7 separate regions of the Mus musculus genome follow, and regions 1, 2, 3, 4, 5 and 7 are each linked to region 6. The links are chromatin loops, found by intact Hi-C in ENCODE. Cell type or tissue: heart. All regions are shown on one strand. Region 1 overlaps Pard3 (par-3 family cell polarity regulator). Region 2 overlaps Nrp1 (neuropilin 1). Region 3 overlaps Pard3 (par-3 family cell polarity regulator). Region 4 has its middle 52 kb from the start of Gm32643. Region 5 overlaps Pard3 (par-3 family cell polarity regulator). Region 6 overlaps Pard3 (par-3 family cell polarity regulator). Region 7 overlaps Pard3 (par-3 family cell polarity regulator).

What was found. A loop is a pair of places that touch in the nucleus more often than their neighbours do. Peaks named below come from ENCODE experiments on the same cell type or tissue, not always from the same donor. Only the 100,000 strongest peaks of a DNase experiment are listed, where the experiment ranks them.
Region 1: a loop joins it to region 6, with 3 times the contacts of the local background. A loop is called at or near these places in 6 of 42 quality-filtered maps.
Region 2: a loop joins it to region 6, with 11 times the contacts of the local background. A loop is called at or near these places in 16 of 42 quality-filtered maps.
Region 3: a loop joins it to region 6, with 2.0 times the contacts of the local background. A loop is called at or near these places in 5 of 42 quality-filtered maps.
Region 4: it touches region 6 in a loop (2.6-fold over the local background); 5 of 42 quality-filtered maps call a loop at or near these places.
Region 5: it touches region 6 in a loop (2.6-fold over the local background); 3 of 42 quality-filtered maps call a loop at or near these places.
Region 7: a loop joins it to region 6, with 2.2 times the contacts of the local background. A loop is called at or near these places in 2 of 42 quality-filtered maps.

Annotation. Positions count from the first base shown.
Region 1 is chr8:127,330,382-127,334,381 of GRCm38, forward strand. The region is part of intron 5 of Pard3 (par-3 family cell polarity regulator); the gene reads left to right. Among named protein-coding and RNA genes, the nearest start is that of Gm9909, 120 kb to the right of the region's middle. In heart, a CTCF peak has its summit at 1,550 (motif pointing right); a DNase peak (open chromatin) is centred at 580.
Region 2 is chr8:128,361,561-128,365,560 of GRCm38, forward strand. Nrp1 (neuropilin 1) reads left to right here. Exons shown (of 17, transcript NM_008737.2): 2 at 1,659-1,833. Among named protein-coding and RNA genes, the nearest start is that of Mir1903, 4.3 kb to the left of the region's middle. In heart, CTCF peaks have their summits at 1,872 (motif pointing left) and 2,076; DNase peaks (open chromatin) are centred at 121 and 1,871; H3K4me3 peaks cover 2,783 bases; H3K27ac peaks cover 1,301 bases.
Region 3 is chr8:127,265,788-127,269,787 of GRCm38, forward strand. The region is part of intron 2 of Pard3 (par-3 family cell polarity regulator); the gene reads left to right. Among named protein-coding and RNA genes, the nearest start is that of Gm9909, 190 kb to the right of the region's middle. In heart, no CTCF peak of the experiment used is centred here; no DNase peak of the experiment used is centred here.
Region 4 is chr8:128,543,325-128,547,324 of GRCm38, forward strand. No RefSeq gene overlaps it. Among named protein-coding and RNA genes, the nearest start is that of Gm32643, 52 kb to the left of the region's middle. In heart, no CTCF peak of the experiment used is centred here; no DNase peak of the experiment used is centred here.
Region 5 is chr8:127,315,056-127,319,055 of GRCm38, forward strand. The region is part of intron 4 of Pard3 (par-3 family cell polarity regulator); the gene reads left to right. Among named protein-coding and RNA genes, the nearest start is that of Gm9909, 140 kb to the right of the region's middle. In heart, no CTCF peak of the experiment used is centred here; no DNase peak of the experiment used is centred here.
Region 6 is chr8:127,189,631-127,193,630 of GRCm38, forward strand. The region is part of intron 2 of Pard3 (par-3 family cell polarity regulator); the gene reads left to right. Among named protein-coding and RNA genes, the nearest start is that of Pard3, 130 kb to the left of the region's middle. In heart, CTCF peaks have their summits at 902 (motif pointing right) and 1,878 (motif pointing right); a DNase peak (open chromatin) is centred at 2,011; H3K27ac peaks cover 791 bases.
Region 7 is chr8:127,305,011-127,309,010 of GRCm38, forward strand. Pard3 (par-3 family cell polarity regulator) reads left to right here. Exons shown (of 25, transcript NM_001309391.1): 4 at 1,320-1,498. Among named protein-coding and RNA genes, the nearest start is that of Gm9909, 150 kb to the right of the region's middle. In heart, no CTCF peak of the experiment used is centred here; no DNase peak of the experiment used is centred here.

The DNA of each region.
Region 1 (4,000 bases), 140 kb after region 6:
TCTCTTTGCTCCAGTCATTCCTTCAGTGGGTGTTTGTTCAACTGGAGCCCCCCTCCCCCCACAAGCCTTCCTCACGCAGGCTCTGCCCCTTAGAGTACAGAGGCTTGGTTCCTCTTTTGTCCCTTGACAGATCCTTCCCCTCAGGATGACATCTGTGTTTCTGCCCACCACCCTCCTCTTGGCCACGTTACCAAAGTGAGTTTGCCGTGGCTTCTCCCAGTGTCCACGTAGACACAGCCCAGACAGTCACCATGCTTTACCTATCCATAGCATCCAGAGGTAGTGAAGCTGACAACTAAGAATAGCCATCACATACATATAAATTTTATTCGAGATTTGTGCGGTTATACAATTGATACTTCTTGACAACACTGCTTGTTATATAGCACCTGCCTGTGACAGGGAAGACTGAAGACATGTTACAGAGGAAAGGCCTGAGGGCTGAAGAGAGACGGAAAGTCTGTCTGTGTGAAGCCGTGGTCCTGCTTTGAAAGTGATGGAGGACACTGCCTTTCTTATCTAAGTGTTGGCCTGTGCGCTTCCTTGGGGACAGCCTCCTAATTGAACTCGGATGTGAGAGCTAAGCAGCTTGCACCATCAGCTGCCCCTGCCGATCTCTGTGTGTCCTAATGAGCTCTGCTGATTGAGAGCTGGTCCTGTTTAATCCTGGGAGAGCCCAGGAGTCTGTCTGAGCTTTGCTGAGCTGCTGTGACCCAGTTAAGTGAGGTTCTTAAAAGGACATGGGGGGGGGGTGGGAGGAAAAATCCAAAAATGTTGATGTAAGTCCAAGACACCTGTCAATTTTGTTCTCAAGGAAACATTAAATTATTCTTCATGTCTACAACTAAGTAAATTCCCTGCTTCCTTTGCAAATGGTATTTGAACAAAATATTTGATTGTGTTGGATAATTTGTGGACATTAGAATTGGGCCTAACAGTAAGCACTCTGTAGTGAAAACATTGTGATTTTTCTGAGAGCTTTTTTTCTTTAGATCCAGGGGTTTCTTCATTCTCGCTAGACTGTAAATGTATTGTTCTATCATCTATGGCTGCGAGCTGGGAAAGTTTCACCTGTATAGGCATTTGTTTGCTTTTTTCCTCACTAGAGGGACAGTATGATTTTGTGTCCGTTTACAGAAATTGCATATACTATAAATTCTAGCACACCATCAATATGCTTGGCATAAGATTTAGACTCTTGTGATCATTTTATTTAGTCAACACCCACCCCTCCCCAAGAAACACTTCTAATTCATATAGATATTTGATATGAAAACCATGTTGTGATTTTGAAATTCTTTCCTGTCTGCCTATGCATCTGCCACATGTGTGTGGGTAGATGCATGCAGGGGTCAGAAGAGGGGATTATATCACTGGGAATGGAGTTCCAGGTGGTTATGAGTGAGCACTATTAATCACTGAGCCATTTCTCCAGACCCTTAAATTATTTTCTAATTAAAAAAAAGTTATTTAACTTTATTTAATGTGTTTGGATGTTTTCCTTGCACAAAGTTTATGTGCCATTTGCATGCAGTGCTCAACTAGGCCAGAAGAGGGCAGCAGAGTCCCTGGAACTGGAGTCCCTCCTTAGCTGTCATGTGGATCTGGGAATTGAAACCAGGTCATCCAGGAGGGCATCCAGAGCTTTTCACTGCAGAGCCATCTTTCTTCCCTTGGAGTTATTTTCTGATAGAAAGGAAATACTGTTCATTATGATATTCCACAGAAGTGTTAATTGAATTGATTCCGATGTAAAAATGATCCCACACCAATTGTTGTTGTTTTTGTTTCCTAAGTGTCCATTACACATGTAAGCTATTTGCAAGCCCTTCCTCTTCCCTGTGGAATACAGTACAACTTATGGACAGAGTAGGGCTAATACGGACACACTCTTGGTATTGCTGTTGTTTGTGGTGAGATTTCATGTATCACAGGTTGACTTCCAACTCACGGTATAGCTGACGATGACCTTGAACGTCTGCTAAAATACCAGTACCCATAACATTTTGTTATTTGTTCCCCTTTTAGTGTGTGTGTTGCATGTATATATGTATGTCTGTAAGTGATAGGTTTATTTCTCTGCTGCCAGTGAAATGAGCCAATTCAAGCCAGATTGCATCGTATTAAAGGCAGGTGTACTGGGAAGTTACTCCCTGGCAAGTTCACTGGCTCTAAGGATTGAAGCCAGGGGAGTCACCATAGGGAGAGGGGAAAGAGAGAAAGGACTTGTGTGCAGAGAGAGAAGAGGAGGAGGAGAAGGAGGAAGAAGAGAGAGAGAGAGAGAGAGAGAATATGAATCGCAAAATGTCTGAATTATATAGAGTAGCGCTTCTGGGGAAGGTCAGCCTAGACCCTGGGTGGGAAAGTTCAAGGCTGGGGCAGGGCATGCCAGGTAGGGACTGTAGGGACTGAGGGACACTAGGAGAACCTTGGAGGCCAGGTCTGCTTTGATAAAACTTGTACCTTAGTCCCTTGTCCAGGGTCTAAAACCATGCAGTATGAATGCATTTGTGTAGGTATGTGTGCACGTGTATATGGAAGTCAGAGATTGATGTTGTGTCTTCCTTTCTTGCACACTCCTACACACACACACACACACACACTTACTTTATTTTACCCAGGCAGATGCATACTCTCACTTAACCAAGAACTGTTGGATCTGACTAGTCTAGTTGGCCAATCTGTCCAATGCATGGATCCTCTGTCAGCCTCCTGAGTGCTGGAATTGCAAACAAGCCACCAGGACAGTTTGACTTTCATGTGGGTTCAGAGAATACAGCCAGAGTCTTCATGCACTTTGCCCACTGAATCATCTCCCCGGTTCCACTCTGATACTTTTTCACTTTTAAATGATCTCCTGTATCTCTGGGTGACCTCGCAGTGGCTGTGGCATCTTCTGGTCCACCATCACCTCTTAAAGGTGTTTTAAAGATGTAGGTGGATTTTTTTTTCACATATGATCAACTCATAGTTTGAAAGTTGGACATTACTCGTGGGTGTGGAAATACAAACATCTCTCCCAAAGACCCGTCTCCCTCCTTCCCACAGGAAGGCACAGTTGGAGGCCGTGTGTTCTTTCAAATGGTACCATGCCTTCAGGAGCAAGTAGAGGGTGGCTTGTCGTGTTGTTTTTTGAAATAATACCTCGTAGGTAGCTCTGGCTGGTCTTGAACTCAGAAAGATTGGCCTTTGAAACTCAGTACCATTTGAGAAATGTTAAATATTCAGAATTTGCATGCATCAAATCAGACTTTTTATGGAAGAACTTTTTCAACTTTGACTTTCGATCCTTCTTGTACTTAAATCTCAGTCATTGGACTTTCTTCTCTCTTGAATCTAGAGTTGTGCTAACTGTCCCTAAACCTTCTCCCCCTTGCTGTCTGTTTCCATATTTAAATCACATAGGCTTGACATTTTTATTCTTCTTTTTACTAGAATTGTTCTGTTTCTCTTCCCCCCCCTCCCACCTCTGCTTGTTATTAGGGGTCATTTGTTTTGGGTGAGATTTGATGAAGAATAGATAAAGTTCTGGAGACCCGGGTGGGGCTCTTTAAAGTCCAACAGCTCTTCAAATTACACTTTTGGAAAAAGATGCAGAGGGCATCTGTGACTGTAACCCAGGGTTTTATACATGCTGAGAACACAGCCTGCAGCTTAGCTACACCCCATAGAGGTGTTTTTAATTAGGTCCTCAGTATTATTTTAGGTACATATATCCTATGTGAACAAATTAGAACACCTTCGATCCTCCTGTTATATCAATGCTGGGGTAAGGTGCTATTTTAATCTATTTTTGTGTTAACAGCATTTTTATCTGGAGACCTCAGACCATGCGTTATACAATTGCACGGAAAGTGCGTGTTTGGAGGAATTAAACATTAAGGACTGGCACCGTTGTCTTGCCAGCCGTGCACTCTGTGCTGTCTTGATACATAGATTCTTTAAAAAGGACTTCTCTCAAGGAAGGAAGAAGGTGGGATGCTCTTGGGACCTTGAGAAT
Region 2 (4,000 bases), 1.2 Mb after region 6:
CTCACTGTCTTCTGAAGTGACTATCTGTCGACTGTTTTATTTCTCTCTCCTAACAGATGCCATGGTGGCTACACAGAGCTGGAGTGACTTAATGAGCTGGGGGGTGGGGCTGAGGGGGTCACTCTCCAAGATTTCTGCACAAAACAAAATAATGCCAGAGCCTCTGCAGAATCACACCACTGAGCTGGCTAACGTCATTAGCTGAGATTCTGAGCGTTGGTTGCAACATTAGTTCTTCTTGAAGACCTAAAGCTTTTAAAAACCAATGGGAAGCGAATCTGTAGGACCAACCCACTCCAATCTAAGAAACAGCCAGAAACATCTAGCAATTGGAGAAAACAACATAATTTATATTGTCTTCTTTTTAATTTATGGGAAATGACTTCTGTAATGCATGTAGCTTTATGCATTTTTGATGTGCACTTCATCTTTCATTTCCATTTGACCTGGTTTTCCTGTAATAAAATTCCTTAGATTTATAAATTCATGCTGAGAGCAAAGAATGCCATTCTCTTTCCACAGGGAATCTATTAGATGTAATATTAAAATCTATATATACCATTACTGGATGTTTGTGATTGATAGGCTTATACATTTCAATATTTCATACCTGTACTTCCTACATAGTTTATGCACCAAATTTTTATTGCCTAAAATTAAGCATCAATAAATGGGGTGGCATTTGCAGGCTGTGGCTCTCCTGTGCGAAACCCATAATAGAGAGTGACAGTAGCGATCTATGCTGAATTGTAAACCAGCCCAGAGTCTGGTTTATTTAGCTATTAGAGAGTCACTCCAGCATTTGAGGTTTTGTAGTGGTGGTGGTTTGTTTTTCAGTAAAGGTTGAAAACTGGAGAGCTTTTCTTTCCTGGGATGTGAAGACATAGCTCACCATCTGTGATACCCAGACCTCAGTGGCCGAGGCTTCCCCTAACATTTAGTAATTAGAATTAATGCTGTGTGGCTATTTATTTTTCTTTCTGCCCCATTGCTTTGATCTGGTCTCCAAGGCTGAACAACTTGGATAAGTAAAGCCGAGTTCTTTCTGCATCACCAGCTGCACTTTGTTCTCTGCTGATTTGAGTCTCAAAAGCAGAGATAACTCAAAATCACTTAGATTTACAGGCAGATAAAACAACAACAAAAGGAGGTTAGGCTTCAGGCCAATCAAAGTCCTGGAAGACAGTCCCCACTGGTCAATGACACTGACCAGGCTTATCATCAAAAAGCCACTTGCAAGGAGTGGCACAGCATCTTTTAGGCACCTTCCACTTAGAGCGGTTCCTTAATGTGATTACACTTCTTGGAAGATAATTAAGTCTAGCAGGAGCTCCCAGGGGGCTGTGTTAACATCAATTGAGGGGGTTTAATGTTTTTAATGCTAGAAGACCTCTTTCTTTGGAAGGAAGTTTGGGTGTGAGGGAAAAGCATCTCAGATCACAGTAGGCTTTCTGTGGATGTGGTGCTCCTGCAGATTAAAGAGTGTTCCTTAGTGGTGTGGTGTACTTTGTGTCTAGGGTCACACGGAGGGTTTATGGGGGACACTTTGGAGTTCTCTTAACTGACAGAATGTTTGCTAATTGTCAATACACATGTAAAGCTAGAAGACTCAACTGGTTGCAGGGAAGAGATCTGCTAACATGTCATTTTTGTTGCAGACAAATGTGGCGGGACCATAAAAATCGAAAACCCAGGGTACCTCACATCTCCCGGTTACCCTCATTCTTACCATCCAAGTGAGAAGTGTGAATGGCTAATCCAAGCTCCGGAACCCTACCAGAGAATCATGATCAACTTCAACCCACATTTCGATTTGGAGGACAGAGACTGCAAGTAAGTGAGGGAGTTTGAACAGGGCGCCATAGCACCATCTAGTGGTCATGAGTATCCGTGCTGAGAAAGTAAATGAGCGGGTCCGGATGAGCTCAATTGTGAGTGGTGTGGAAATGAAGTTACAAGTGGCTGAGTTCACCCAATATGTCAGGCTGTGTTTAAATGTTTGTCCTCCTTCTGTTGACACGTTTGGTTTGGGAAATCTTTTGTTAAGAAATGTGTGGTGTGTGGTTCTTTCTGGAAAGGGTTTTGAGAAAAGGCTTGTGTTTTCTTAAGTATTGTGGGTCACCAGTATACATGATCTGCAGATGGTGGAGTCGGGTGTTTTTTAAACAAATCTGTGGCGCATTTAATGATTTTTAGAAGATTTCTCATGGCTGGGGACTATAGCTCTGTGGCAGGAGCTACTCCAGCACTCTGATCTGAAAGATTGTATCGAGTTTGACATGAAAAAAGCAAGTGAATTAAAGGGTTTGTTATTATCGCTATTTTGTTTGGTTGGTTGATTGTTTGATAATTTGTTTGCAACAGGGTCTCACTATGTAGCCCCAGATGTCCTGGAACTCATTTTGTTGTTCTGGGTGGCTTTGATCTTAGAGATCCACCTGTCTCTGCCTCCCAAGTGCAGACATTTGCTAGTGTGCTGAGCTTAAGCAAGAGTTTCAAATATTAGGTTAATTGTGGACATGTTTATGAATATGACTTTTTAAAATGCATAAATGCAATGAGAATTTAGGTGTGTATCGGGTTAGAGTCAATCTGCCTTACCTGTCTGTCTCTTTCAACTTGAAGTTACTAAATATTGGTCTATGAAAAGTTTCATTATCCCAGTAACATTTTACTGTAGAGACCATCTAAATGATGCCCATACACTTTAAATGGAAATCCTGGTTGTAGATGTGGTATTTCTGCTTTTGCATTGTATGAGGTGGACTTCATAGCTCAATGCTCTCCACATCCAGGACAACCTCTTAGTGTCTTGCCCACATGATCCCATATGATTTCACTCTGAAGTACTTTAAGGGAGTTAGGTCTCCAGTTTGAGCTTGAATAGTAATCTTGATGAAGACATGGGCCAATTCTTACTTTGAACTTAGCCGTGTTGGAGACATTTTGAATGGTGAAAGCTGCTCTGTTTCATACTTTTATTCTTTTGTAGAGAACAGAGTGATATGAAAACATTCCCACATGCACAAAGGATTCAGAAATCTGTTGATTTTGTAGTGTGGTGACAACCAGATTTCCATAGTCAGGCTATCAAGATTTCTACTTTATTCAGCTTTATTCATTGTCTAGTGAATTAACAGAAACCTATAGACAGAGGATGCATCTGTGAATGATTGACATACAGGCCTGCATTCTGATTCCAGTTTATTCAAGTCCCAGCATTGGGTTGACTTTTATTTTGTCTCCCCTCCCCCCCTTTGGAAGCAGAGGACTGAACCCAGGGCTCTACCTTGGGCTAAATCCCCAACCGCTAGATTGTAGAATTAATAGTGTTCCAGTGCCTTCTAGAAAACAGGGCATTGTTTCAAATATGTTGTTGTTTGGAAGTTCTGGGGGTCAAATCTAGGGCTTCATGCATGCTAGGTAAGGGCTCCATCACTGAGCCACACCAGACTTATTAATATTCTTTGTAGTGATTATTATAGTGCTAATAGTGTAAATAACTTTGAAACTGTGTTGTTGTATATCTTTTTACATCTTGACAATCTGCTATAGGAGATATTTTCAAGAAACTCTGGCAACACATGCTTCCCTTCAAAATAAAGTATTCTTAGATTTCAATAAGCTCACATTTACCGATTTCTGACCAGGAAAGTATGACCAGGTAACTGTGTGACAGAATGAAGTCCTCTGAGTAGTCCTAGTCATCAGAGGTGGTGTGGTAACAAACATTCATCAGCCATGCTGAGGAGGAAGCAGATCAGGTCCTGGATTGGGATTTTGCTCATTTTCATGTCTCAATCGTTCCACCTGTGGACATTTTCCAACTTCTTGTGTGACATCACCTCATATACACTTGCAAAAAAAAAAAAAAAAAGGAGGAGGGGAATGTGTATACAGCAATGGTTCTGAGAGCTGGCGCATGCTGAGCCCAGGACATCATGCAGTAGAAGCTTGGGAGCAATGCTAACTGATAAACTCTATGTGTAGATAGTGCTTT
Region 3 (4,000 bases), 76 kb after region 6:
CAGAAAGCAGGCTTTCACCTGCAGGCACGAAGTTAGGATCTCTCAAGGGACAACATAGGAAAAAACACATTCATCACCCCAGAGGAACCAAGTAATTATTGACCATGGCCCGGGGAGACAGATACACATTACCCTAAATGCCATGTTCCAATGTAGCAACCACTTCAGGGAGTTTTTATAGTAGTAGATGAAGATATAAAGTGTCATTTTTAAAAAAAAAATACATGGTGAGAACATTAGCTAGACAAGACACAGCAAGATTTGGCAATCTCTACAATAGGCCCCAGACACTGTCTTTCTTCTCTTTAGGTTGGTTGGAGCTAGAGAATCTGTGTATTGCAAAGGATTTCCCTGATCACAAAAATGTTAGGTCATATACCCAGAGGTGGGCAATGAAGGGTTTTTAAGGGTGCCAAGGACAGTCCAGGATAATGTTTTATTTCACTTGAAAGTAATTTTTAGTGTGTATATTTATGCACGTAGCATTCATATACATGTATGTCAGACCCTATTTGTGTGTTGTGGTGACCATAGGAAGTCTTTGTGTATTTTCTTCTGTTATGTTCTGCCTTACTTATTTAAGACAGGTGAATAGAAGCTTGCTGTTTTGGTTTTGGGATTACAGATACATACAGTCACTCCTAGGTTTTTACATGGTTCTAGGGGACTTGAACTCATGTCTTCGTGCTTGCTCAGCAAACACTCTTACCCACTGAGCCATCTCCCTGGCTGTGACATTTCAACCTGGAGTGTGTAGAGCGTCTCACGGAGCTTTAGTTCACCTTATGTAAACAAAATTCACTGTTTTGTTTGGGAGATACCTAGAAAACATTTAAGGGCAAATAAAGGTCCTATCTAGAGGGTTCTATACATTTAGGCCTGCAGCTTACTTGGCTAATATGTAAACATTTCTTTGAAAATAGTTTTGTATAAAGACCCACAGTCTCCATGTTGACAGTCTTCACAGCCAGGGTTAATTGTGCTGGAATCACTGAATTTTAGCTGGCAGAGTCTTCAGTCAGACTCCAGGCTTAAGAGGCTCCTTTTTCTTCTTATATCCGTGAGAATTATGAAAATTTCCCCCAGTCCTCTATTCTTCCTCTTAATGTTTCTATAAGCTGATTGTTTAGTCACTGTGTGTCCTTGGACTTACCCCCTGCCTATCCCTCCTACTGGGAGACCAAACCCTGTGTGCAATTCCCACCTCTGTGTCACTACCCACACCACACATGCCAAATCCGTTAAATAAGTCCGGGCTCTGTATTTCCATAATTATACATTTTAATTGTCTTTTCACTCCACTGCTTTCCTATTAATCTGGGCTCTGGTGACTTCTTTATTATTGGAGTAGCGGGCTGTAAACGGTTTTCCTCTTCTGGTCCTTTGTCTGCACCCCTTGAAACCCTCCATAGAAAAAATGCCTACAAGATGGTGTGTCTTTAAGGAAGCATTGGTCTTCGGGATATAGAGTATATGGCTTAGCTGCCATCTCCAGGACTGTTGACATGCTCTGACCAGACTCTCAGGGCTGAAACTTCCTCTTGAATAAATAGTAGCTTACTAGTGACCTGTGCACTTGTTGCTTGCAGGAAGCAGCCCAAGCAGTTTCTCATCACTAATACCAGACCCCGTTACTGAGCTCAGACTGGTAAAGAAAACGTTCAGGCCCACACAGCTGGTGGGTCACCTTTTTGCCCCTCACTCACTTCAGGGAAAGAAACTGTGCCTCCCCCGTCCCAGGATATCTTCTGGGACATTTTCTTCTAGACATTAGGCAAGGTTGAGGTCTGTTATCCTCAGAATCAGTTTCCTTTAAAATGTAGCTTCTGAATTTTTTTTCCCCCTTAGGTAAACTCTCACCAAGTTCTGTGATATTTACTCCTAAGGAGATTTGCATTGTGACAAAAGACTTAAAGTGACTCCTGGGCTAGATGGAGTCCTTGTAAGCTATTGTTTTTTGTTTTTACCACTTACATGGGATGCTTGTATGTTATTTCTTTACTTTCTTACCCATTACATGTATGTGATGCTGTGTGCTATTGTTCTTCTGTTTTTACCCACCACATACATGGGATGCTGGTATGCTATTGTTTTCATATATGTGTGGGAGGGAGGATTGGCACACAATTAGTATTTACAGTGTGTTTACCTTTTAAAGTACTGCTAAACGGGTTGTGCTAATGAAGAGTTGATTAACATTTTTTATTATTTGGTTGCTTTTAGAATACACCTGCCAGATGATTAAAATGAGCCTAATTTAATCAGCATGGTACTGTACACCAGAGATAATTTAAGCTAATGTCAAGGACATCTTCATCTATCCTGCAGAAGATGCTAAAACAATGAACAGAGCAACAAACACTTCAGAAAATGTTTGAAGCTTCCTGGCTGTGCCCCAGTGGATATTTAAAACCCGCCCACCCCCTTTTCTTTCCTTTTGTATGCAAATTAATCTGATAGTCGTTTTGTAATGTAACATGGGGCTTAGATTTTTATAAAACAAATTGACTGACCTTGGGTCTTTTGCTAATATTGGCTCGTGGTTGTCAGTGTGCGCACTGACCGTTCAGTATGTGTCATCTCCAACTTTCAGTGAGGACTTTGAATAGAAAGTATGTTCTGGTGCCATGGGGAGGGGGGTGTTTGAGACTAGATCTATATGTAATGGCTTATCTGTACTTGACTATACTCCTGCTTCAGCCTCCCGAACACTAGTAGGACAGGCTTGCCACCCACTCCCCACGATTGGTGCCTTTGAACTTGAAAATAAACCAATTTTTCCTTTTCATCTTAGGTCGCCCGTTTTCATTTTATCTGCCCATCTCCACATCTTAATAGAGTCGTGTGAATCTCCTTTATCCTTTGAAGCAGTTAAACTTCTCTTTATTTTCCGGTCATGCTTTTAGAGGGAGCTAAGTTGCCAGTGGGTGTCTTGTTCAAACAGTGAACTCTGCACTCCCAGGATTTACCGACTCCCAAGTGAGTTCCCCATAGATGTGGCAGGTTGCCTTGGAAACAGGCTGGTTTCTGCACTGAAAGTGCTGTCTTGTATTAAGTGCAGAATGATGCTCTGCTGACCTCTATTGCTTCCTCCCAGGTCTGACACAGAGTTGAGGTTTTCTGTGACTTTGTTCTTGTGACTGACTCAACAACAGCTTCGTTCACCTTTTTTTTTTTTTTTTTTTTTTTTTTTTAACAACTTGGTTAACCAGTCTCCAAAATGTGGAACAAAGTGATTTTTCACATTTCTAATTTGTGTTTGAGCATTAATTGCCCCCCCCCCCCAAATAAAAAACACCAAAGTTTTAGAGTGACTAAGACTAAACTGGCAGGAAATTTTTGTGACTTATCTCCTTTATATATGTTCCTGGATAGACTGTATACACTCTGAGTTTCCAGACATAGATGGAAGTCACTTATACTCTCAAAGACCTCTGATCCAGCACAGCCTGCCAAGTGTAGCCTCTAGCAAGAAGGGAAGTGCCCCAGGACAGTGAAACAGGCGGGCTTCTGGCTCAGGGATCTTCAGTAGCTTAAGAAGTAAAGGAATAAAGCAAGTCTTCCTAAGGATCATGGCTTTGGTCTTTATAATCTCTTGAAAGAGGGATACTCACTTACAGGCAGAGGGAGACAGCTTGGGGAGTTCTTTCATAGACCTCTACTGAGGGAAAGCTGGAGTAACCACTTTTATCAAGAAGAAAATTTCAGGCTGAGCTAGTGTGAAGCAGAGTGGAGTTTGTTAGGAAAATGATGTAACGTTTCTGAAATCTTTCAGAAAATGCTTTCATCCAGATTGAAACTGGAATAATGAGAGACAGACTCAGACAGACTCAGGGGAAGGTCAATAAACACTGTACATGCATCTGGTCTTCTTAAGACAGCTGTATTTTAAGGATAGCTCTGTATATGATTTTGTCCACCTTTGAAGTTACATTGTTCAAAGTATTAGAAAGGTTAAATAACAATGTTTCGCTAGACACTGAAGTATAGAGAATTTCCT
Region 4 (4,000 bases), 1.4 Mb after region 6:
AGCAAAAGCTGCTGCTACAGAGGCCACAAAGAGGTGCTACTTATGGTTTGCTCCCTATGGCTTGCTCAGCCTGCTTTCTTAGAGAGTTCCCAAAAAACTAGCCCAGGGGTGGACCACTCACAATTGGCAAGACCATTCCCCACACTTTCACTAATTAAGAAAATGCCTTATAGACCTGCCTATAGCTGGATCTTATGGAAATATTTTCTCAATTGAAGTTCCCTCCCTCTGATGATGGCAGCCTGTGTCAAGTTAACATAAAACTAGGCAGCAGTAAGTACCTAGTAAATATTAATTATTCTTGTTGGTGATATACTGTTGGTAACTGAGTATTAAAATGTTTACCCATTCAATGGGATGTTATAAAATATGCTATTGCAAGAAGGCCTAGGTAGATAACTCAGTTGACCTGAGTTTGAACCCCAGAACCCTAGTTTAAAAAAAGGGAATGATAGTGTGTACTTGTAATACAAGATCCAGGAAGGTAGATACTGGAAAATCCCCGTGGTTTGCTGGACAGTTAGCCTAGTCTAACCAACAAGTTTCAGGCCAGTGAAAAAAACCTATCTCACAACAACAGTAGGTAGCATTCTAAGGAAAATCCATGACTGGCCTCTGTACATACACACACACACACACACACACACACACACACACACACACACACACACATAGTACAGTAGGTGACACATAGTACTTACCCCATAATACTAAGTCAGTATTATCATGAGTCAGTACACTGAACCAGAAAGCATTTGGCATTGACTGAAACTTCTAGAAACAGTGCCACAAGACTGTCAAAACAACATCTTATGGTTTTGCTAAGGCTAAAGGAAAAAGGTGTTTGGACAAGTGGCCCTCTGGAAAGACTTCAGGGCTGGCAGTGGAATATTACCTCCTCTGACCACAACCAAGGAAAGCAAAAGAAAGAAAATATTGCTACTGGGCTGGAAAGTAGCTAAGTTCACATATCCCCTCTCTGTACTAAGATAGGCAGGGTACAGGAGAGAAAACACAAGGTTGACTCCAAGTTAGATGTGGTCAACCTGGCAAGGAGGTTCAGCTCCAAAGTTATTTTAGGTGGCAACAGCAGAAAGTTGGTTTGAGGCTGTTCAATTATGTTACCCTCCCTGCACGCATACCTCCTCCAAATACAGAATCTGGATAAGATTAAATAAATGTTCAAGTCCCCATGGCTCACCTGGCACAATCCCCTGAAAGTGCATAAGCAAGCAGGTCTGTCCAATGTTTGCTGAGCTAACGGGATGCACTTCACTCTCTGGGTGTTCCCAGAGGTGCCTGAGCTGTACATTTTCTCTGCCCATGTGGAAAGGGCTGAGCAAGCACTACTGTTTAATACAGCTATGCTTACCCAGCCAGCACCAGAGTATTACTACAGTGGAATGTATTACATGCAGCTGGCACTTTGTCCATCTGTTTACATTTAGAAAGGCACTCACTGCCAAGATTAGGAGTCCCAGTACCCATGGCCCAGAAAGCACAAGCTAACAGTTAGAAATAAAAGACAATGAAAAAAACACATGTAGCTGGATGGCTCACTGGACTCAGAAGGCCTAAGAATTTCTTGGTAGAATTTCAGATGAGGCAAAAATACCTGATGGGTCTCTAGGGACCCTCCCTACAGATACCACATTGGCTCTGGGCTACTTTCACCATGCTACCATAAGTTCCTAGTAGTAAGCAGAGACATGCATGGAGCCTGGTATCTGAATCTCTAAATGTAGGGTGAGCTCTACACTGTGACCTGGTGGATCTATGAGTTTCTACCAAGTTACGCATCGTGTGATTTCAAAGCTATGTTATAGATACTCATCCACCAAAACTTTCCCTGGTTCTTTTTTTTTTTTTTTTAATAATATTCATCCTAAACTCTGTGAGGAGATATCTCATGTCAGGTTTGGGTGTTCAAGTGGGTTGTTGTTTTGATATCTGTGGGGAGAAGGTGTACATATACATATATACAGGGGCCAGAGGTTAGCCTTTTTCAGACACCATGTACCTGTTGTTTTGTTTTATGACAGGAACTCTAACTTGCCTGGACCTCCTGAGTAGGCTAGGCTAGCTAGCCAGTGAACACCAGGTTTCTTCCTATCTCTACAATCTTGGTTCTGGGATTACAAGTGTGTGTCACCATGCCTAACTTTTTAAGTGGGTTTTGAGGATTGAACCTAGATCACCATGCTTGCAAGGCAAGCACTTTACCAACTAGCAGTTACCTAGCTCTTGTGTAGGACATCTTTTCATACACCTCTTGGTCATTTGTATTTATGTAGAGAAGCCAGAGCTTTGTGACCTGATTGGGATGTAGAGAGTAAATTCTAGAGCTCTAATACAGGGTATGTCCAGTGAGAAGCAGGGTGTTGCGCCTTCAAAATCTGTCAAGAGGGTATGCTATGTCGCCACCAAGGTGAGGGGGCACAAAGGAGCAAAACAAACTCATAGAAGTGCAGGATATATCACCTCGATTGTGACAAAGGCATTGTTGATGCTTGTAGTCATTTGATATCACTGAATTGTCCATATTCGATACATGCACCTTTGTACAACCATTATATTTCCATGAAGCTCTTAGAAATAAGACAAGCTAAAAGTAATCTTGTATGTTTAAATATTTAAAAGCAAGGTTAGGGCTGGGAAGATAGATCAGTTGGCAAAATGCTTTCTTTTCAGTCAAGAGGATATAATCTCAATACCCAGAACCCTTATAAAAGACAGGTGTGGAGGTGCATTTTTATTAGTCCAATTTTGTGGGGAGTGGGGAGGTGGTAGGCACAGGGATGCCTGGGGATTGATGGCCAGTCAGCCTAGATGATTTGGTAGGTCATTGGCCATGGCACACCCTGTCTTAAAAATAAGTGAGGAATGGGACCTAAGGATGACCTCTGTCCTTTATTGCGCACGCGCGCATGCGCGCGCGCGCGCGCACAGACACACACACACACACATTCACACATATACATACATACATATACAAAGAAAGAGACTTGCATATCAAAAAAGACTGTGTGGCTTTTACACCTTCTTTCTAAGCCATTAGCACAAAGTCAGATGTCTACCCACCTGTGGAAGAAGACATGTGCAAGAGGGTGTGAGCACTACAGAGATGCCCAACATGACCCCAGTCCTGACTCATAGGTGAAAAAATCAGCTCATGATCCCAGCCATGCTATGTATAGCTTGAGGGTGTTAAGCCTGCTTGTTGAGTTATCTCAATTAGGAGCAGTCTGAAGGAGCTCCGGGGAAAGCATTCCTGCCATATTATCTGAACTTCAGGGCTCAAAATCCATGGGCAGAAGACAGTGGAGATACACTACAAGGTTTAGGAAAAATTCAACACTAGGCAAACCTCACATCCTTTAAGACTGAAGGCAGAACAGCCGACACTATCCAGTACTGTGTTCAGTACAGCTTGAGTCCTAGAATGTTGGCTAGTGGTAGCAGGGGAATGAAGAAAAGACAGACACACAGACATGCATACAATGGAGCTGGGATTAGGTTAGATTCTCTAACTGCTACCACTATCACTGAAACTTCGAACTTCAGCATATTTATTAGGTGCAGCACAGTGGGAGGGGTTAGCTAATCCCAGAAGGAGGTCTCTGTATTTCAGCTATCTAGGCTATAAACATCCCTAAGGAGGAAGCTTCCATTGCTAGTCTTTGCAAACACTGATCAATTGTTTATAAACAAACAATACTCTGACTCCCAAGGAACACTTTGCCATTCCTCTTGAGTCTGACTCATATGGATAATGACTTTGACAGTTTGCCATGCATCACTTGGTCTTGTAGTCCTTGACAGGCCATGCCTATGTCAAAATACACATTTATTCAGGGCTTCCTCTGTTCCCTACAATCTGCCCACTCTCCTGAATGACAGTTTCCACATATAGGAAACTATTTTCAAAATAATCTAAATCCAGAGGCTGAGGATGGCTCCATGGGTAAGCATGTTCTGCATAATCACAAGAAGATGAATT
Region 5 (4,000 bases), 130 kb after region 6:
TTAGAAATGTGTCCATGGGTCTGGCTTACCTTTGGAAGCTGAAAGCTTTAGAAAATACCGAGGGGCTGACAGTGTGGGGGCGTATACTACAATTCCCCCACCTGTTCTGTCATTCCATCTAGACCTTTTAACCTGAAATTTTTTAGGAGAGAAGTGTTAATACTTTGCCTTGGCAGATTGCAGGCATATGGTGCAACTACCTTGGTTTTGGAATGATTTCTTTAAATCTACGTCAGATGAAAAATGTGTCGGTAAATTCACCCGCAGACTTACCGGTGTATGTTTGGATGATGGTGCGGATGAAGTACGGTGGATCTGGCACCTGCTGTTCACTTCCTCTCTCTGCTTCCTAGCATACTGCTTCCTTCCCTTGGCATTATGTGAAAGGTTTTGAGGCAGCAGCGTGCAATTTTATTTCCACTATTTGATCGGAGATAAAAACATCTAGAATTGTGTGTTTATGAAAGAGACTTAAATGTGGGCAGGTGCTTCTTGTCTTTAGAGTCAGAAGTATACAACACTGTAGAGTGTTTCCAGGTTGCTTTAGACTTTCATTGTTTTCAGAGTTAAGTGGTAGTTATCAAATAACGCTCTCTGTCTTATTGTGGCTCAAGAAGATGAGCTAGGGAGTCGGCGTGTGGCTCAATGAAAGAGCACATGTCTATCATATGCCAAGACCTAGGTTCTATGTACAGCAAGACAGCTTCTCCCCCAACCCCCATCCCCCTCCCCCTGAGAACTTGCATACACACACACACACACACACTCTCCCAGACTCTTCTCAGAGTGTTCTACATTTAGTCTGATGTGAAGTACTTTGTTGTGATTTCTCCTTTTACAGTTAGTTGAAAGAGTTGACCTGGGCAGTTTATTGCCAGCTTGGCACAGGTTAGAATTGCCTGAAGGAAAAAAAAAAAAAAGAGAGAAAGAATCTTAATTGAGAAACAGCTGCCAATAAGCCTGTAGGGAAGTTTGTAGGGGTGTGTGTGTGTGTGTGTGTGTGTGTGTGTGTGTGTGTGTGTGATTAATGATTGATGTAGGTAGGTATGGTTCTGTGGGCTAACTACCCCTAGGGAGGTGGTCCTGGATGGCTTAAGAAAACAAGCTGATGAAGGCTCGAGGAACCAGCTAGTCAGCAGCTCTCCTCAGTGGTTTCTGCTTCAGTTCCTGCCTCCAGCTTCCTGCCCTCACTTCCCTCAATGATGGGCTGTTATTTGGATGTGTGAGCTGAAATAAACCCTTTCCTCCCCAAGTTGCTTTTGGTTCTGGTGTTTTAATCACAGCCTTAGGAACCTAATGAAGATGAGTGTGTGGTTAAACAGTAGTCCAGCCTTCTCTGGTATGACAAATGCTGCTTGTCTAGTGCGGCCAATCCAGGGACGTTAAGTGCCCGTGTGGCTTTCTTTGAAGGACCTCGAAAATGAGACTATGAAAGCTTTTGTTATCACTGGCTGTCCTACAGCTCTGTTTTGTAATTATATCAGATGTCAGGAGAAAGCACTTTTGTAACTCAGAAAAAAATGTAAATTCCCCTTTTGGGTTGTGCTTCTCACTGCCCTTGGCTTGTTTTCTGAGAGAAAGAAGAGCTTCCTACTGGTGTGTGGAACGAGGTTCTTGTCATAGACAGTTTCCCAGAAGACACTTTACTGTGGATTTCTGAAGATTAGATAGTATGTCCTGGTGTCCAGCCATCTCTACATAAATGTAATTCCTCAGTAGGGGCTGCATAGTTGTTTTGCCACACATGTGTATAAAAACTTAGGAAGGGGCTGGAGAGATGTCTCAGCGGTCAAGAGCACGGACTGCTCTTCCAGAGGTCCTGGGTTCAATTTCCAGCAGCCACATGGTGGCTCACAACCATCTGTAATGAGATTTGATGCCCTCTTCTGGTGTGTCTGAAGACAGCTACAGTGTACTCATATACATAAAATAAATAATTCTTTAAAAAGAAAACTTAGAGGGTTGGGCTCTAGGAATTGTTGGATATCATGTAAGCTAACTATTAAGTATTTGAAAAGTAGTTATGTGTGTCTTCTTCTTACTCAGAAACCCTTGAGGAATGGGGTGCAGTGGCCGGATTCCCGGAGGGACTGCCGGTTGGCTCACATCTTGCCTAGCATGTCCTAGAGAACTTGTCTGGTTGGTTTCTTCCTTCAGATAGACAGAGGATAAGTTGGATGCTCTCCAGTCTCCCCTCCAGTGTCCAAACCATGTATGGCTTTGGGGCAGAGCGCTACCTAGCATGTTAAAGTCCAGAGTCGATCCCTGGCATTGAAAAAAAAAGTGCATAAGAAAATTTCCTGGCATTCTGGGCTACCGAAGAAAATAAGGAATGATTGGGGAAGGTGCTCCAAACAGAAGAGCCTAAGAGTTTGAGTGTTTGTCACTGGATGTCAGATCTGCTCTCTAATTCAGTCTGCTGACTCCTGAGACATCTAGGAATCTGGTTCCTTTAATTGTCTTCCTGAGTCACTAGTTCTGCCAGGCCCTCTTTGTACAGGATCCATCCATGTTTCTAGCCCATGTTGATATGTATTCCTGGAGATGGTTTTCTTGTCTAAGAGGAACACAGTCACCAACCACTGACCAGAAAACTAAGTTACAGGTAAGAAGGCTGCACTTCAGCTCTCAGGGCACCTGTGAAAACTAAGTGAAATTTGTATTTGATTTCCACCCCCGAGTTGCCTCAATGTATGCAATTCCCACAGATACCCTCAAATCTGAGTGGCGGTAGCGATGGTGGTATCTAAAACACTAGCTCCAAACATTTTGCAAAAGGAATATTAAACCCATATTGTATTTGGCACAGGGTCCATCATTTCCTTATTTCTAACTGTTTTAGTGAGGATCTAATTGGTCTACACTGATAACAACTACTATAAGCTCTCTGCCCTTATTTACAAGGTAGCTGTTGAACTTTCTTATGACGGGTAAACCAGGATTATAGTTTCTGGTTAAATATCCTAAAAATAGCTTTTGTTGCTCTTGGGAATCATTTCTGGAAGGAATGATAAGCTGAGGTTGCTGGGATGACTCAGCATGTAAAGTCTGACACACTGAATATGGCTGTCCCTTGGACATAGAAGACAGAAAGAGGAAACTGATTCCTTCAAGTTGGCCTTTGTCTTCCATATGTATATGCCCTTGCCTGAATGAATAAATGTATTGGAGGAGGAGGAAAGGGAGGAGCAAGAGAAGAGAAGGAGGAAAGGGAGGAGCAAGAGAAGAGGAGGAGGAAGAGGGAGAAGAGGAAGAACAGGAGGAGGAAGAGGAAAAGGAGGAGGAGGGAGAGGAGGGGGGATGAAAAGAGGAGGAGAAGAAAGAGGAAGAGGAGAGGAGGAAGAGAAGAAGGAAGGAGGGGAGGAGGATGAGGGGAGGAGGAAGAAGAGGAGGAGGAAAAAGAAGCAGTAGTAGTAGTTCTTGTTGTTGAAGTACAAAATTGAATTATTTTTAAGTCACAAGTTCTGGGTTGAAAACTGTGTGATTTTAAAAGTCTTAATGTCACGTGGGAGCCCTTGGGATCATCTGATTCACAGAAGGGGAATGTGAAGATTTTATGTGTTGAGTGTTTTGTATTTTACAATATTGTGAGACTTGGTGATTTTTTTTCAAAATATGTCAGGAGTTTCTGCACAGAACCGGCCCAGATTGTAACTGGTCTTTCTGTGCCGGTAACAGGAGCGTCCCTCACCTCCATGGTCATGGTGAACAATCTGCGTGTTCATGGCATTGTGGGGAAGGTGGGCTGTTGGTTTTCTGAGACAAAGCTGCTGTCAGGAGTGGATGGTGCTGTGGAATTTCTTCTTGTTGAATTGTGGTTGGCTTCAGGGGAAGTATAGTAGAATACCCCTCCCTGCCTCCCCCGGAAGAGGTATATCCCACAAGCAGCTTGCCAGGGAGCTGAAAGTTAATATGCATTTCCCAGGCCAGGGACTTTTCACACCTGCTGATGCCCATAAAGCATTCATGACAGGAGAGTCCCTGATCACAGCAGCCACAC
Region 6 (4,000 bases):
ACTTCTATCTTCCCAGAGCACAGAGGCCTTGTAGAAGATCTTTTGAGGATCCTTGTGTTCAGCCTGTGTAGCACTTTGCCTGTAGTCTCTGCATCTTGAAATGAACAGGTTTGCTCAGTTCCCTGGGATCCTCAACACCTGCTGGCACCTGCTTGCTTGTGTGTGATTTCTATACAAGAGGATTGTTAGAATGTACGTCTGCTCCTTAAAGAGAATTGTGAGAGTGTTTGTGGAGGGAATATCACAGCCTGTTGTCTTTTGTTTATATATGTGGTATGTGATGCCCATTGGAGGCAAACCATGTGCTTGATGCATTATTATTTATGTCCTTAAAATCCCCCATAGCAGCGCTCCTTTTTTGAGTGGTCAGGGTGAGGGAAGCTTGAATGTGGTTTTCACTGCCTCAGGTGTGGTCCCTTTTCTACTCTATTAGGAACAAGGTTTCTAGTGTGTGTGTTTTCTGTGTTTTGTTAAAGGAGTGGCACTCATAACACACACCCATTCCGGAGGCATGCTTCTGGCAGAATCTTCATCTATCTTCAGGCCTGGCCATTTTTAGTTCCAAAGATAAGAATTCCAGAGCAGAGAGAATCTGAGATATTATGCTAATGGTGTTCCGATCCTAGGTGTGGTTATAAACAGTCTTCAAAATGACTCAAGTCATGCATCTTTCCTGCTGCTCAGAACTGTGAAAGAAACCTTTATAAAGCATGTATATGGTAACAAGGGAAAGGATGTCTTTGGATGGTTCATAACTGATTTCTGAATCAAAGATAAACATCCTTAGAGCTCAGCTTCACACATGATTTTGTGGCTGTTGCCCGGAGGGAAGTGGCTGGGCAGTTTTGTGGTTTACCTGGAGATGGAAGTCCTTTGTTTTGCTGTTGGGGCATTTCCTTCATGATCCAGAAGAGGTCGCTGTATGCCTGTAGTTGAAGGCTATTGCTGGATGATAAGTGACCCACGTCTGCATACTTTCGGGACGGAGCTGGTCTGTTTTGTGAAGATAGATTTTATTTTAAGATGTTGTCATAGAGGTTTCTGTAAGTGTTCAAACAGCATTGTGAGGCGTCTTTGGAGAACCCAGGTTCCCGCTGCCTGCCTGTTCTGACTAGAAGAGACTGCTTCGAAAGCCCCTTGATACCTACCCTACTTGGTTCCTCCCCTACAGACTTGATTTGACTTTTACGAAGGAAATCTTGCCAGTGTGAACCTATGGGTTAATTTTGATTTTTGATGTGTAACCTCCAAAAGCAACTCAGGCTTGTTAAGTTTTATTTATTTCAGAAAATTTAGATATTTCTTTACGTGCTCTGAATCCTGGAGAAATGGCTGCTGTACCACCTCCTCTTTTTGCAGACAGGCTCTCGCTGTTTTTCCCACTTTGGCCTGAGATGTGCTGTGTTGGAGCCCAGGCTGGCCTTGAACTCGTGATCTTCCTACTCAGCCTCTCAAGGTGGGAGTTTGTGCCACTGTTGTGTGAATATGGCTGCATCTTAGAGCACACATCCTAGCTAGAGGGTCCACTCTCTCCCTGCCCACCCTCCACTGTGTCTTAGGAAGCATCACTCTGTCCTCATCACCTTAACAAATGTTACGTTCTGTAGACCTGCCCTTGCTAGTGTTCTCTTTTCTTAAAGCTGCAATTAATTTGTGTATATGTTTATACACGTGTGTGCTTGCTGATTTTACTCTGGATTTTTCTTACGTGGAGGTTTTGAAAGTGAGTAGACAGGTCTGTAGTGACATGCCAGCAGAGTTGTTTTATACCAATCGAATAACAGGGTACTACTAAATCTTTAGAGGTGATCTCTTCATCATTTCCCCCCATTCTGTTTAGCCTTTTCTCCTGGTCCTCCCCCCTTTCTGCTCTGCTTTGAGTTACCACTAGAGGGCAGCGCAACAACACATCATTCTGTGAGAGCCTCCTTGTTTCTCAGTTGGCAGGTGTGAGGGACACTTTTGAGAACAAAGCACATTATTACTGAACACCTAAAACCCAGTGGCAAAGCAGCACAGTGAATTCAAACACACGATATGGAAAATTCCCAGCATTCCCGTGGCAGGGCTCTGGGGTAAGGCTTCACACACAGGGCCACTTGCAATCAAGAATGACACTTGTGGGTGGAACGAGCCTTAATGCTAGTGGGTACTGTCATTGTACAACTTCAAAATGCGTGTCAGGCCTTTGATAGTGATGGTTTTTTTTTTTTTTTTTTACTTCGTTTTAAAATCCACCCTTTGACTTGTTTCAAGATGTCAAGATAGGAAGAGTTAGCCAAGAAAAAGCCTGTGCATAGCTGGCTTCATCTTTGCCTTAGAAAAGAATGAGAAAGGAATTCAAATAAAAGATATGTCGATTAATTTATGGGTCTCGTGAGAAGCCGTGCTCACGGAGCCCTGTCCAGCAGGGTTGTTTTACTTACCGTTCTCTGGAGACAAAGCAGTCACAAAATGAGGCCACTTACTATGTAAGCCATTGTAGCTCTCTGCAAAGCACATGGGCACACTTTTAAGGTTATTTTGTATCAGTGGTGTGGAGCTTGCTTTGCCCACACCCTTGGTTTTCAGTACCATTATTCCCTCCTTACTTCCTCTATTGCTACATTTAGGGTTTTGAATGCTTAGCTTAGTAAGCAGTTGTCTCTATGTTGGTTTCTATGTTGGATGACAATAGAATTACTTTGTTCTTCCTGATTTTCACATATGACCGACTTTCCTCTGACTGCTGTGGACTCCTGTCTTGCACCTGTGTCCTGGGTTCTCCGCCACAGCACTGGGATCGCACCTGGTCCTGCTTCTACTTGTAGATCCTCCAGCACGCAGGCGAATTAACACAGACAAAGCCCATTATGAGGCAAACCATTTATTCTACTAATTGGTTGGCAATATTCATTTTAATGGGACCTGGCATGTTAACTTCAGCTGTGCTGACTGACTGACTGAGAGGCAGTGCGGGCCCGTTTGACCTTCAGTTGTCAGGCTCCTCCATGTCCAGTGGCTGCCCCGGTTAACTTATACTTATGGACTCTCACCACTGGCCCTCACAGACTGGGTGATGATATTTGGAAGACAGCCGCCAGCGCTGACTGAGAACTAGAACACTGTTGTGGTGGAGCTCAGCTGGGAGTTAGCGTGAGGCTGGGAGGTGGTGTTTGTGAGAGGCTTGCACAGGGTGGAAAGGAGAAGATGAAGTAGAGGTGTGTGTGGGAGAGGAGTAAGAGAATCCTTTTGTTCACTATAGGCTTACTCTTTACTAGAGCTCATCCTAACAGATTAAAAAGGCTCTTGATTCTCGTGAAGGCGGGTTGCGGCTTCTTTTAGTCTGTGAGGCTCTGAGTGTCTGTGGGGATGCAGACAAGTCTCCAGGTGATGAGTTGTTTCTGTCTACAGCCATGCCCTGTTCAGGAAAGAACACATTTGCCTCGAACGATCCTGTGCTTATCACTAAACAGTCATTTGTGGACCTTGTGACTACCCTCAGGAGTTTCCACTCCTGTGGGACCCGCACAGTCTTAATTTATTATTACAGGAGTTCATGGTGGTGGAGAGAAACTAGAAAAAAATATGTAAAGTGTTAAGTAAGTAGAGTGCCCTGAGCCACACCCATGAAGGGAAGAGACCATGTTTTGTTTGTTTGTTTTGTTTTTTTAACTTTGCTTTGTTTTGTTTTGTTTTGTTTTTTGTTTTGCATTTGTTTGGCGTTTGCTTCTCCATCCATCTACAATCTTCTGCACCCACATGAGCATTTTAAGCACACTGACCTGCAGATAGCTTCTTGCTAGATAGTGCTATTCTCTGCTATGTCTCAGATGTGTTTCTGTATCAGTGAATAGAGACCAATTCTTCTCAACAGTCTTAGTAATTAGTGAATAAGTACAGACCTCATTACTTGGTAATTCGTGGGTCATTTCTTACAACCCCCACTCTCCCGTTTCCGTTGTTGCTTTCAGGTTGTTTCCAGGGCTTATGTCATCCCATGATTTGGAGCCACCGTTGT
Region 7 (4,000 bases), 120 kb after region 6:
CAGTTAACTATAGATAGATTCTAATCTGCGTGGATACGCTATTAGGATAGTCTTCCATGGAGTGGGTTGTATGAGCGTATAGAGGAGGCTCCTATGTGCTCATGTGCACTCTCAAGATCACTCATTATACTCAGGTACTCTCCTTGTTGGTACAATAGCCTAATGGAAGCAAACTAAGGAAAGTGATTATTTTGACTCACAAGTGTGAGGGTACATACAGTTTACCATGTTGAGAAGTTGGGCAGCACAGTGAGAGGCAGCTAGCTGGTCACGTGAGATTCACAGTCAGGAAGCAGTGCTGGTGCCCCACCCACTTTCTCCAAGACTCCAGCTACACTGCCACCCACTGTTGGTGTGGGTTTTCCCTTTTTATTTAAACCTTTCTGGATACATTGTCATAGGCACACACAGAGATATCTCCTAGACGGATCATCTCTTCAGGTGTATGCAAGATGTAAGATGGTTGTAAGTCATCTTAAAAAGAAGCAGTAATTGTATGCTTTTCATTTCCCTGAACTACTTTATTAAAGAAAAGGGTTCTCTTCAGCATAATTCCTTAGTAGACTATCTAAGCATTTTTCTAAATTCTACCTTACTAGTTCTGTAGCTGCAGTTGCAGTTAAAAGCTAGATGAAATCATTTTGTTTTCTTTTTCTTTTTTTGTTAATTATCCTACATAGCGTTCAGGATATTTTATCTAGGCATACTGGTAAATAAGAACAGTATAGGTTGTTGCTCTCAGTTTGGTATTTATCACATACCAGGCACTGGCTTTTATTTAGACCCTGTAGTCTCCTCGTCAAGCAGGATGTTATTTCATCATCATTCCAGGAGCAGGGGACTAGAGGTAGAGGACAGCTGGCCTTCTTGACTAAGTAACCAGTGGCGAAGCCCGAATACCAGACCAGGCAGCTTTATTCAGAGCTAGACCCCTACTTCATCTCCCTCACCATCAGGACTTTTGAAGCCCCAGTAGAATCTGTCTCGGAGTGCCCATCCCTTGTATCTTTTTAAAAGCATTACTTGGGATAGCAAGACCGCTCAGCAGATAAAGACTCTTGCCTCCAAGTCTAAAGATCTGAATTCAATCCTTCAATCCCACATGATAGGAGACACTCAATTAGTGCAAGCTGTTTTCCAACCTCCACACGTGTGCTGTGACACAGACACACCCACATATATACGCAGACACGCAATAAATAAATGTGATTAAGCTTTAAATTACAAAATTAAAAAAAAAAAAGTCTTCGGATCAAATGCATCTATCCCAACGTGGTTGTTCATTTCTGCTAAGTCCAATCTTCTCTTTGCCTGTGTAGATATGCCTCTTCATGTCCGCCGGAGCAGCGACCCAGCTTTAACTGGCCTTTCCACTTCTGTCAGTGATAACAACTTTTCCTCAGAGGAGCCCTCCAGGAAAAACCCCACCCGCTGGTCCACGACAGCTGGCTTTCTCAAGCAGAACACCGCTGGAAGTCCCAAAACCTGCGACAGGAAGGTAAACACCTCCACTCATTTCTATAACCCTTGGCTTCTTCTGTCCTTGGTGCCAGTCAAGTGTGGCCATGGGCTCCTTGGGCATGTGCTGTGGCCCTGTGTGAGCATTACTGATTTTCTCATCCGTGTGTAGAGACACTAATGTATAGTTTGTTTACATTTTTTTTTTGATGAAATTCAGTGCTGTGCATTGAGTATGATCTTCTGATGGATCCGTGTTTTGAAATGATAATATATCAGTAGGATTAAAAAGGTAGCCCCACCCCTTTCTCATGCCTATGCCCCTCCCCTTTCGTCTTCCTCAGTTCCAGGGATGGGAGCCAAGGCCTTAACACTATAGGGAAGTCCTTTAACGCTAATCTATAAAAACAGCTACTGAAGAAAAACTCAAACACAAAGCATTCCCTATAAAGCACCTTTCCTTTTTTGTTTCTGGGTTTTTTCTCTTCTCTCTTCCTAGATATTTCTTCTTCCTGCTTTCTGTATGACCTTCTGGAGATATTTTATGCACAAATGAGCAGAACCCTACATTGGTTGAGAAAACGTATCTAAAAACTGAGAACATCATAGGCCCAGAAGCATAAAAGTACAATTTGTGTGTTTTAATCTGTTTCTTTCATCATTTAACCCATGTTTTTCTTTGTTCAGAGTGGAATTGTGCTGTCTGGTCATTGTGTAACTTGCTCTTTTGACCTCAGTTACTTAGCCCAGTAAATACACTTTAGTCTATTAACCTTGTTTTCAGTGCCCTTTATCACCCAGTCCTATAGAACCCCCTTCTGTTCTGCCATGTCTCTAATCTCGTAATGAACTTTAAGCCATGTTTTCATTTTTTCATGGGTATATCTCCAGAACAAGAGTCTGTGAATGTATTTCACTGTAACCAGTAATTTCACACAGCGTGGCGTGAGGAACGTGAAGGTGTTAGCACATAGCACCAGTCACAGTAATATCAAAGTGGGCGTAGCTTGAGATTATTGTATTGCTTTGACTTACTCTTTGCATTTCTGTAAAAGTTCCTAGTGAAGTTTCTTTTAATCGTGTTTTACATTCTGACAGACTCTTGTCTTTATTAGTATTAGTTCAAGTGGAAGTAAAAACCTTGGGGGATATATATATATATATATATATATGAATGAAATAAGAAGAATTAGGCAAGTGGTATAGTTCTGAGGGAGGGCTGTTGCATGGCTTCAGTCCCCAGCACAATGACAATGTAATAATAAAAACCAACATGAGTCTTAAAGGGCAAATATAGAAGGAAATGTTGCTTTGGGTTGTTGGTACCTGTGGATTTAGCTGTTAGCCTTACTCTCAAAGACTCTCTAAGGAACCACATGAGGTTGCCTTCTTGTTTAGGGCAGCTTAAGCCTGCGAGGACTTGAAGTGAACTGTCCAAAGAAGCAAAACACATCCCTGAATAGGCCTCCCGGTATTTAATATTTGTCAGAATTCACTTCTATAAGTATTTACAAATTTATAAGCTAATGAAGTTTATAGTTAAAAAAAAATATTTAAGTTTCATCCAGTCATGGTTGGCAGGCTAGTTGTGTGAGTGTCACAGGGTTTCTGTTGGTAAATCAGTATCTTTGGCACTTGAGTTAGGTGTAGTGGCAGCAGACAGATCTGCTTTGTTCATATTTGAAACATGAAAGGCCTTAATACTTAGAATTATTGGGAAATTTCCCACCACTAGATTCAGACCGGCAGAATAATTTGTATGCAGACTCTTACTTGCTGAGACTCCAGGGAGCCATCATCCTCCTTCCCACCTCTGCGGCAGAGCACGGCATGCAAGGGGCATATTGAGACGCTTAGAATAATTAACCAAATGCACTTCTGCCTTTGTAGTAAATAATATGTATCTGTCATGGTGGAACACCTGGGAAACCAGGAGAATAGGATAATGTAAAGTCTCCAGCATGGAGATGTCAACGGTGGGCAGCCACCCACCCCAGACAACCTTTTATCAGATCTCATGGCCAAGAGGCATTAGACTTGATTAGAATTTGGTTGGGGGTATCAGTGAATGAACAAACACACGCACACGTGCGCGCGCACACACAAACACACACATACACACATTTGTGCACACACATGTGCACACACATGCATACATGTGCCACATGCACACACACACATACATGTCCTTCTATGTCAGCTCTGCATACCTGCATATTCAGTATTTCCACATTTTTCTTCTACTACGAAGATTTTTCCTTTTGAATTTTATTAGAGAACATTTTTAAACAATGAAATATTCCACTGTACAGTGTGCTCTGATTTACGACCCCTTTCTCGGACATTTATTTATCTATCTCTTCTCACATTGTAAATATCCATATTGGTACACAACCTTGATTGTCTTTCTTAGAAATGGTGACATGTCCAACAAGCCTTTTCTCTACCACACAGAAGAATGCTCAGGGGTACACACGGCCACACTCCCCAAAGCAAAGATCTGGATCCATACTAACCCCTAGATGACATTGTGTCCTCACAG